Linked DNA regions of Homo sapiens: region 2 is linked to region 1. Evidence: chromatin loops called from intact Hi-C (ENCODE). Cell type or tissue: psoas muscle. All regions are shown on one strand. Each heading gives the region's core, and the rest is flanking DNA. Links, peaks and the distances in the headings are about the cores only.

Region 1 (5,384 bases), core at 265-5,264:
TTCAAAGAGATCCATTTCCAAAAGGTGACATCATCAGTCATGGTATGAGCCTTCATTTTACTTTTCATTTCAATGTTAAAAATCTGAAGAGTTTTCCCAGCTAAAAACAAAATCAAGAATTATAAATCATTAAAAGAGTAAAGTTTAGAATGAATACCTACCTAGACTAGCTCTGTCACTTCCAAACAAAAATAGTTCTATTACGAGACGAGTTGCATCGATACAGCAGCAACCATTAAAGAGGTAACAGCTAAGACTAAGCAAACAATCTACATCTACGTTTTAAGCAAAAACTACATTACCTCTAATAAACACACTTTAAACAGATAGTATGACTTCCATGGAATTCTAAATCCCAACTGAAAATAAGCCTAATGAATAGTTTTCTTAACAATAATTGAAAACAAAGCTGTCACCTTCATACTTGTAATTAAGTATGTTTACTTTACACATAAACTTAGTTGCATGTACACAAGACAAAGCAACTCTGATAACAAACACATGGGGGAAAGAAAATGTATTTTTTTAAAGGCAGTCATCTCTCATCTAAATAAATCTTGTGGAAACTGCTTTTTAAAAAGAGGATCTGCTTCAATTCTGTCTTGTTGCCACTAGCACGTAAGAGAAGTGCCTGCTACATTTAACCGGCTTAAGATAACAAAGGGAAGGTAGAGGTGCTGGAGGAAAGGAGAGGGAGACAAAGGAAGAGGATAGTTTCAGATGCTGTTAATATACTGGAGATAAGAACAAAGTGCAAGCTTCATCCAATTAAGAAAGCAAGCATTTAGTTAAAAAAGGATGAAATTTGCCTTGAGTGTTAAGAGTCCACTGAGTCAGATGCAAAGGCTTGTACTTGTAGTTTGAAATCCATCAGTTCAAAATGTGATTTGGTATAAATTAATAGAGGCCAAAGCCTACAACTATCACTAGGCTATCAAGATTAGTCTTTAAAGACTAAGAAAAACACCATTCCTGAGACACAGAGAATCTGGCTCCTGAAGGACCAAAATTTTAAGATTCGGGTGCTGGGGGGACAAAGAAGGGGGGCAAAACATACAGCTTTGTACTACAACCCTCCGTAACACATGTGCAAAAATTTCTTTCATAAAATGAAGAATGTTATTCCCATCCCACACAGTATGTAAACCACAACCAGACTTGAAAAATTGTGAGAGTTACAGTCCTGTTTATAAAAAGAAGCCAAGGGGTTCAAAACTGGCTTCAGAGGGAAGCAGTATTTTGGAATGACTTACTTTCCTTTGCTGCCTTCCTCAACTCCCAGATTATTAGGGGTTGGAATATATACATAAGTGGGGTGGTCTTGGGGAGGGGGACAAGGGATGACAGCTTGACTCCATAGTGCAGACATATAGGGACAAATCTATGATGTTATTGTACAATGCTCCGAAAATCTTTTCAATTTATTCTTTTTATAGAACAGGACAATAACTAATACAATCTAATTTAAGATAACTCACCATCTGCACACATAAGAAAGCATTAAGAAATGTGATAAGATAACAATAACATTAAAAATAGAAAAGAATTTTGGCAAAATTAAAATGATGGCCTTTTAATAGAGAGGCATGGGAATTGCTAAGGACCTGAATTTAAATTCTTTAAAGAGTCTGAAGGAAGCTTAATACCCTAAATAGAAGTAATAGAAGTAAAACACTTACTGTCACAAAACATCTGGTCCTATGTGAAAGCTGGACCATTTTTCCTCGAGATGAGATGAGTTTCTATCTTAGATATGTGATAGTGACTTATTTGTTTGAATATCCTAGTCCTACCCAACCCTATTCACTCTCCAACTAGTATTATTACTATATACAAAGTTTAAATCATGTAAAGAAAAGTCAAAGTTCAGCACCTCTAATAACTTAGTCACAAATTTATCAACAAATTACTGCGAACTTGAACTCTTCTTTCTTCTATCAAAATGAAAAACAAAGCAGGCAATCGAATGCCTTTTTAAGAGTCAGTTTGTCACCGAGCCCTCTTAAAAACATCTGTTTTAAAGGGTCAATTAGTCTCATTCTAAAGTTCAAAGGAATACAGCTTCCGTGACAGTCTAAGAGTCTTTGAACTCTGTTTAGACTTAAGCTGCACAGTTCCCTTGTTGGGACAATTAAAAAGTTAGTCTGAATAAACTCAAATACCCTTCACTCAAGAGCTTTAATATCCACCTAAATACAAACACACTTTAAACAATTACTGTAAATTCAAGCCATTTCTAGAACCCAATAATCTAAGTGAAACACAAGCCCGAAGTATAAAAAAAAAAGCACAGAATCAAAGGCAAGTTTATCATCATAACAAAATTCTGCAATGTTTAGGTGCTAATATTAGTAAAGTATGTTCTATTCCAGAATATGAATCACTAATTTCTTTCCTCTGTAGAGAGATATGTTTAGCACAGTTTTATACCAGATACAAAATTTAAATGCATTTATTCTAAAACTTAAAATTATTCTAAGTAGATATATGTTAAGACATTCCACAGATACATTCCAAGTAAAAGTAATTAAAGTGGTTTAAATCAAGTTCGGTATTAGCAGATCTATTTTCTTTAACCAAACTTAATCAATATACTTAAAAAGGTAAACCCTAGTTATTGTACTTGCATAAATACATAGGAAGAGCTGGCTGGGCGTGGTGGCTCACGCCTGTAATCTCAGCACTCTGGGAGGCCGAGGCAGGCGGATCATGAGGTTAGGAGTTCGAGACCAGCCTGGCCAACATAGTGAAACCCCATCTCTACTAAAAATACAAAAAAACTAGCTGGTTGTGGTGGCAGGCACCTGTAATTCCAGCAACTCGGGAGGCTGAGGCAAGAGAATCGCTTGAACCTGGGGGGTGGAGATTGCAGTGAGCCAAGATCGTGCCATTGCACTCCAGCCTGGGTGACAAGAGTAAAACTCCGTCTCAAAAACAAACAAACAAACAAAAAAAAAACAAAAAAAAACAAAAACATAGGAAGAGTTTTAAGGAAAACCCACATTCTTTTATACCTTTCAGTGCAATTACTTTGCTAGCTGGATTCATGATGGCGCTGTCTGCTGAAATTGGTCTTCGAATTGGATTACTTGGGTCATTCATATCAATGATTACCACCTGGGCCTGCTCTCCTACTTTTTCTCTAATGCAGATGAATTTGTCAGACTCCATAGTCAGGGTACTGAAGCCAATGTTTGCTGGGTTGATACCCAGGTTCTGGAGCTAGAAAAAATAATAAGAAACCATGTTACCAAGTGGATTCCAAAGACTTGACATTCATATATGCTCATCAACACAAATCCTCACTTAACATTAATGCTTCAAGGTCACAATAACATCTACATTATGTTAATTAAAGAGAGACTATTAATAGCCAAGTATTGGACCTTCTCTTCTTCAAACAAACATGCCATTCAACTGTTTCAAATAAGAGGCAGAACAAATACAGATGAAGTTAAAGGAAAGAGCAACATCTGCAAGGTAGCATGCATGGTTCAAGGGATTTGAGGTAATTGAGTTTCTTGATTTATTTTAAGACCTTGGAACTATTGGACCAGTCCTCTCTCACCCCCCTTAACATGTAGCAGTTATTTGTTCACGCTTCAAGAAGCTGAAAAATTAAGTTACAAGCATAAAAAGATCTAAAATGTCACAGAATTCTTGATCTAAATAAAGGAACTTGAATAGCAAGAGCAAACAAGTTCTAATTCTGTGCAAAAAGTGCCAAAACAAAGATATGTAAGAGGGATCTTGTCAAAGGCTACACAGCTAAAGCAATGTGTTCAAAGGAGGCAGGCGAGAGAATTCTCAACAGAAAGAGCATGTGGTAAAGCACAGAGACGTAAAAGTGTGGTTGGCTAAGGGAACTACAAGTACTTTTGTAACACTATAGGATTGAGGGAGTACACAATTAAGGTTAGAGAAATGAGCAAGGGCCAGACCAACAAGCTAAACATACCTCAGTAAGAATCCTGAGTTTATTCTACAGGCGAAGGGAGCTACTTAAGGATTTTAACAAGGAAAATAATGGAATTAGATTTGCTTTGTGTACTCAGAAAATACTAAAGTATCTGCTAAACAAATATAGTGGATCTAAAGATGGTAGGTCTTTGCAAACCAATTAAGTATGTAAGAACAAAAGTCACTTGTTACTAGGAAGAAATCTCTACCATAGTGGGTTATTAATACTCTGGGTGACTAACTATGTTGTAACAGATTAAGTCCTACTAAAAGAAGCTACATGGAGGCTTTATTTTATTAGCCTTGGCCAGACTAGTTTTATCCCCCTTTCCTCCAAAGGTAATATAATAAATTCGCATGGTACAAAATACACACACACACACACACACACACACACACACACACCCCAGAAAAGAAAAAGCATGGAAAAAAAAAAATCAAGTCTTTCTGTCACCCTTGTCCTCTAGCAATACAGTTTTCCTCCACAAACACCACCACTGTCACTATTATCTTATGGACTAAACCAGCCAAGTTAACTGTATTTTATTTAAATTCTCTTCTGAAACTCTTCTGCTAATAGTGCTTAAACATAACCAGGCCAGGCTCTGAATAAGATATAACATAAGACTACAAGGCTACATTTTACTTTCTCTTCACTCTTCTATCTCAATTACTACTGGTATTAAGTTATTAATGTTATAACTCAGTTATAAAGTGTAGTTACAGTAACTCAGTCACTGAATATAGGGGCAAGAAGTCAAACAACTCTCTAACCATTAATACAAACATCGTAATAAAGTAGATTAACCTGCTTTACAAGCTCAAGTATATGCTGTAATGCAAGGCAAATACACTAGCTTTAAAGTATGTAACTTATAATGTATTTAGTTATAGTAAAGCCTTATAAACCATTAATTTTAACTTCTTCCTGACTTTAACTTTTCTTTTGAGACAGGATCTCACATCTATTTTTCTGAGTAGAGGGTCCTTAGACTCCTTAAGTTTAATTGATAATTATCCTTTCCGATAATTGGAGAAAACATTCCAGTGGGCTCATAAAGTTCATAGAGCTATATACCTAAAAGCAGTAAGTTATGCTGTAAGAATCCTAAGCTACCCTGTAAGAATTCTATGTTTCTAAGTCTCTACCAAGCCTTCATCTAAGGCACTGAGTTTCACCTGTCACAGCTTAAGTCCCACAGTGTTTGAGGAAGTCGGAGTAAAAATAGTGTTAGTCAAATAGTGAAATTAAATTCAAAACCACAAAAGGAAGCAAACCACAGACACTACTAACTGAACCCCAAGTGATTCTAACAGATTCCTTCCTACTTCTCAACTTCAGAGGCAGGTGGAAGATGACTTTAAGAAAACACTATCAGAAAACAATGAGGAGGAAAAAGGAAAGTCAAAAACCTGTGTTTCCA
Region 2 (5,362 bases), core at 1-5,000, 50 kb before region 1:
GGCCCATGCAAAAATGCTGGGACTGACTGTAAGTTTAATTCAAGATGCTGGACGTACTCAGATTGCACCAGGCTCTCAAACTGTCCTAGGGATTGGGCCAGGACCAGCAGACCTAATTGACAAAGTCACTGGTCACCTAAAACTTTACTAGGTGGACTTTGATATGACAACAACCCCTCCATCACAAGTGTTTGAAGCCTGTCAGATTCTAACAACAAAAGCTGAATTTCTTCACCCAACTTAAATGTTCTTGAGATGAAAATAAAACCTATTCCCATGTTCTATGGTTGGCAGTTGTCATCTTGGGCTTAAAAACAGTACTGTTGGTTAAATGGTCTTGGTGGTTCAAGTGAGAGGCTGAAACAGATATTTAAGATGAGAGAAACAGGTCATGATACAATTGGATTAAAATGGAGGAAACAGCATTTCCCTATACATGGTTAGGTCCCTTTGTGTTGGTAGCCCTTCCCCAAGACTATGCTGCTGTCCCCCTGGAGGTCGAGGTTCAAGGGTATTCCCACTAGAGGCAAGCTGCAGTTTGTTCCCCTGCTGTCACTTTTTGGGTGACTGATACAGCCACCCTCAATGGAGTCCCATGGTTTATAACCTGTTTAAATTTTGTCTCCAGGTTGAGTTTTATAGCATTGATACAACCTACTGTGCAGTGTTTCATGTTCACCTTCCCTGACCCATACTGGCCAAAGGTTAATCAGCAGTGGTTCTAAATCACAGCCTATTAAAGTTTCTCACTTCCCCCCTTTCTTGTAACAATGAAGCCACTGAAACTTGAGTAACCTTATGGACCTTAACAGATGGAAATGGGTGGGCCCAAGTAAGAATTTATGGTAACTGTAAAGTGAACGTAGTTTGTCATCCCTGCTAGTATTTTTTCCTAGAACTAACTTTGACAATTAAGGGTGCCTTTTTTCCCTTTTGATCTTTAGATACACTTGATACAATCCTAATAATTACTATGTTATACCAGTTACCCAGAATATGAGGCAGAGGGTCCCAACTCCCCAAGCCACATAGCTTCCTGATAGTCATCTTGTTAGAAACTATTTAAGCCTTCTTTTAGGAGGATACTGACAGTAATTTCTAAAATCAGTGTATCCCCAAGAACTGTAATGATGCCAGGGAGAATTTTGGTAATAGGCCCATTTTAAGTGGCTCCACCTCTCTATGGTTAACTGCAATATAAGCAGCGTTATAGCACCATCTCAAGGTCTAAGGTCATTGGTGGAGTATTGTGGGCAGAACACTAAAGACAGCCTTGAAATTTCTAATATTTGATTCATTTAATACACTTCGCACAGGCATATGACAGCACAGGAGAAAAATTGCAACTGTGAATGATGCCACAATAGCAACTATTTCTAAACAGAATGTTTACTGGCTGCAAAAGTGATGCAACAAAATGCAACGTTAAGACTGAGTTGAACTCAGTGCTAAGTGCATGATTCTGGCTCAGGTAATTTCTGAGGTTTGCCTCAGATAGACTGATGGCTCCAAATTCAAAGGTAGTGGCATTCCCAACAGGATGGCATGGGGTGGCTAAGTAACTGTCATGGCATATCTACTAAAAGGAATACTATGAAAATTCTGGTAATTGTGGATATATGCTTGTTTTCTAGTTCATCTGTACTTGGTATTTTATAGAACTCATAATCTTATAGTTTTCAAAGTATACTCTGCAGAACCCACAGGGTCTCCACAGAGTCAATGTTTTCATAATACTATTATTATTTTTTTTTTCTCTGTGTTGATATTTGCACTGAGGGTGCAAAAGCAGTGGTGGGGAAAACTGATGGCACCTCCCACAAATCAAAGCAGGGGCACCATTGTATTCTTCACTGACCTGCACTCACATTAAACACTTTCACTTAATGTCCTGGATGAAACTAAATAGGTTTTTTTGTTTTTTGAGACAAGAGTCTCATTCTGTCACCCAGGATGGAGTGCAGTGACGTGATCTTGGCTCACTACAACCTTTGCCTCACAGGTTCAAGTGATTCTCATGCCTCAGCCTCCTGCCTCCTGAGTAGCAGCTAGGATCTTATAGGCATCCACCATCACACCTGGCTGATTTTTTATTTTTAGTAGAGATGGAGTCACCATGTTGGTCAGGCTTGTCTCGAACTCCTGGCCTCAAGCAATCCGCCTGCCTCAGCCTCCCAAAGTGCTGGGATTACAGGCATGAGCCACCACACCTGGTGGGACAGGGATTTTAAGTTTTAAAAAACTCTTCTGTGGAGCTTATGTTAGGTAATTTGCCTAAGAGAGTTGTAAAGCAGTGCAAGACTAACTAGGCAAGGGGGTATGTGTAGCTATTGAGGATTAAGGGATAGTGAAATGAACTTTAGGAACATTCTCAGCCATAAGCAAGAGCTGGATTCACACAACCAATTTTTGAAAAAAATCAAGATACCCATAATTTGGGCACCTTTATAATTCATGATGAGAAAGAGCATGTTAACTACATGTTTAAATATATTTTATTTCAAGTTAATATAACAGCCATGATTTGTTCATTTAAGTGAAATGCTTCGATAAAAACCTCGGTGTCACTTGGTTAAAATATTGGAGACAGATTAAATGTTAAGCCACTATAGTAGTGACTCTGGTTCTTTAGACTATTGCATGTACCTTGTTAATGAACTACAGGAATGCACATTGATATAATGCACAATGTCTTCACATGTCTCAATCCTCATTCCTCTTCCTTTCATGCCTCCCTAATGCCTCAGTATCCAATATAAAACTACAAAAACTACTGTTCTTTTCGTTTGAGTGGTATTTAATTAAAACTTCAATTCTATGTTATTTCCACAGTCCAGTAATTTATTTTAAATTTGAGTAATTTCAAATTCCACAAACAAAACTGAAGAACAGCAATATTTTGTTTGAATTTCTCTCTTCTGTACACTCAGTGATCTAAAACACCACAATATCCAACATACACAAACCTCAGGGAAGGGTTAGTAAACACACACAAGATTGGAATCATGGTGCTCTTTGCTCCTGAATGGAATGGTCCCACAGAAAAAGCACAGGATACAGCACAACATAAGGGCACCTGTTACATATGAAGTGAGCAAAACATACTAGCATTTTCTATATGCATAATGGGGAAACCTGCATAGGTTAGAGGGCCTTTTACGCTCATTTAAAAATCAGGCAAGTTGTCTGTAACATTTTTCAATAATCTGGGAAGCACTGCAATCCAGTGTACGATGTGCTGATTAGTGTTGTCTTTGTTGGCACTGACAGTCTTGCATGGTCATATGCCAGTGTTTTTGCTTTAGCTTTTCTTTGAATAAAACAGATTTAAATGCATTTAGACAATACGTATTTGTAAGCTGTTTACATACACTAAATTTAAGAGATTCAATATTAGAGTTTCTTTGTTTCTTTAAACACTACAGAGTGCAAATCAGGTTCTTCACAACAGATTGAATATTGAGCAGTTCTTTAAAGAAAGAGGGGGAAGAAAAAAAGCCCAAGTGAATAAAACATTGAAACTATTCCCCTTCGAAAATAAATTCTAAAATGATGTGGAATGTGAAATAAGGTTTTAACATAGGTGATCCAAGTTTATAGTTAGAAACAAAAAGAAGTCCTTCATGAAATAAAGGTTACAAGAACACGTTGCCTGTTTTCCCCCATTATAAACTGAGAAGTGGGTAAAGACGATGTTTCAGTACGAAAATAGGTGACTACAGGATCAGCGCTTCATCTCACATGCTGTACCCAAAGCCAGGCTGTGGCTGTCCATACGGTGGTGCGGTATAACCATAACCAAAAGGTGCCTGGGGAGGGACGGCAACACTGGGTCCTGCTGTCAGCATCAACTGGGGCTGACCTACAGTAGAAGAAAACAAAAAGGAGCAGGGGGCAGGGGCAAGGAGGCAGGACAAACTGTTAGCATTTAGAACACTCCAATCTCCTCCACTCTAGCAACATAATCTCAACCTCAAATGAGTTGTATGGGGGGCACATTTGATTGCTACAATTTTAGCATGACAGTCTTACTCTAAGAAGGTTCCTACCTAAAAAGCCAACAAACAGTGCAGGGCCAAAGGCCAGAACTGCTTATGACTGAACACCGTATGCCTGACACTCTGTATACTTGACACATACCTACATGCATATTACACTTCATGACACAATAAAATCAGCACAATAAAAGAATTTTTTAAAAGACTTTTTAAAAAAAAAAAAAAAAAAAAGAATCTGGCTCTGTTGCCTAGGCTGGAGTGCAGTTGTGTAATCTCGGCTCACTGAAACCTCTGCCTCCTGGGTTCAAGTGATTCTCGTGCCTCAGCCTCCCGAGTAGCTGGGATTATGGGTGTGCGCCACCATGTCCAGCTAATTTTTGTATTTTTAGTAGAGACAGGGTTTTGCCACGTTGGCCAGGCTGGTATTGAACTCCTGGCCACAAGTGATCAGCCCATCTTGCCCTCCCAAAGTGCTGGGATTATAGGTGTGAGCCACCATGCTTGGTCTAAATGACATGTTTTTAACATAACTTTTAGAGTTACATTTAAATTTCTGATTTAAACATGTCTAAATGGCAATGAAACCAAATTCATTTATAGAAGATCCAGTACTAATTTAGAGACAGCAGTTAAATTAAAAATAAGACACATTTGGGCCGGGCGCGGTGGCTCACGCCTGTAATCCCAGCACCGTGGGAGGCCGAGGAGGGTGGATCATTAGGTCAGGAGTTGGACACCAGCGTGGCCGATATGGTGAAACCCCGTCTCTACTAAAAATACAAAAAAAATTAGCCGGGCGTGGTGGTGCATGCTTATAATCCCAGCTACTCAGCAGGTTGAGGCAGGAGAATCACTTGAACCCAGGAGGCAAAGGTTGCAGTGAGCCGAGATCACGCCACTGCACTCCAGCCTGGGTGACAGACGAGACCCCATCTTGGGGGAAAAAAAAAGACATATTCAGACATTCTTTAGGTATGAAATACATTAGAACATACACCCTCTATCAAATACTATGTTGACACTCTTTCTTATAAAGTTTAAATAGTTGTTGGCCATATACAGAAAACATGACCTGTAGAGAACTTGGCTTAGAGAGCGAAAACAAGTAACACCTCTCTCTACCCCTACAAAAGTATTTTTAACATCCCACTACAGTGTAAACCTAGATCAAGATTTCTCCTACACAAAGGACTTCATGTCTTTGCTTTTTGTGGTTAACAACCAAAGCTGTCTTCAGCAAACAAATTATTATTGGAAACCAGTTTATTATTATTTTTTGAGACGGAGTCTCGCTCTGTCGCCCAGGGAATGCAGTGGTGCAATTTTGGCTCACTGCAGCCTTTGCCTCCCAGGTTCAAGCAATT

Evidence for each region. Hi-C counts contacts between places; a loop is a spot of excess contacts. Peaks named below come from ENCODE experiments on the same cell type or tissue, not always from the same donor. Only the 100,000 strongest peaks of a DNase experiment are listed, where the experiment ranks them.
Region 2: it touches region 1 in a loop (2.2-fold over the local background); 12 of 110 quality-filtered maps call a loop at or near these places.

What each region holds. Positions count from the first base shown.
Region 1 is chr17:59,642,114-59,647,497 of GRCh38, reverse strand. It overlaps CLTC (clathrin heavy chain), which reads right to left. Exons shown (of 32, transcript NM_004859.4): 2 at 3,015-3,222; 3 at 1-100. Among named protein-coding and RNA genes, the nearest start is that of CLTC, 25 kb to the right of the region's middle. RefSeq lists a silencer at 5,157-5,236. In psoas muscle, for the core only: no CTCF peak of the experiment used is centred there; no DNase peak of the experiment used is centred there; H3K4me3 peaks cover 830 bases; H3K27ac peaks cover 2,188 bases.
Region 2 is chr17:59,692,228-59,697,589 of GRCh38, reverse strand. It overlaps CLTC (clathrin heavy chain), which reads right to left. Exons shown (of 32, transcript NM_004859.4): 32 at 634-3,862. The coding sequence ends at 3,738. It overlaps PTRH2 (peptidyl-tRNA hydrolase 2), which reads left to right. Exons shown (of 2, transcript NM_016077.5): 2 at 1-282. The coding sequence ends at 151. Among named protein-coding and RNA genes, the nearest start is that of PTRH2, 13 kb to the left of the region's middle. RefSeq lists an enhancer at 839-888. In psoas muscle, for the core only: no CTCF peak of the experiment used is centred there; no DNase peak of the experiment used is centred there.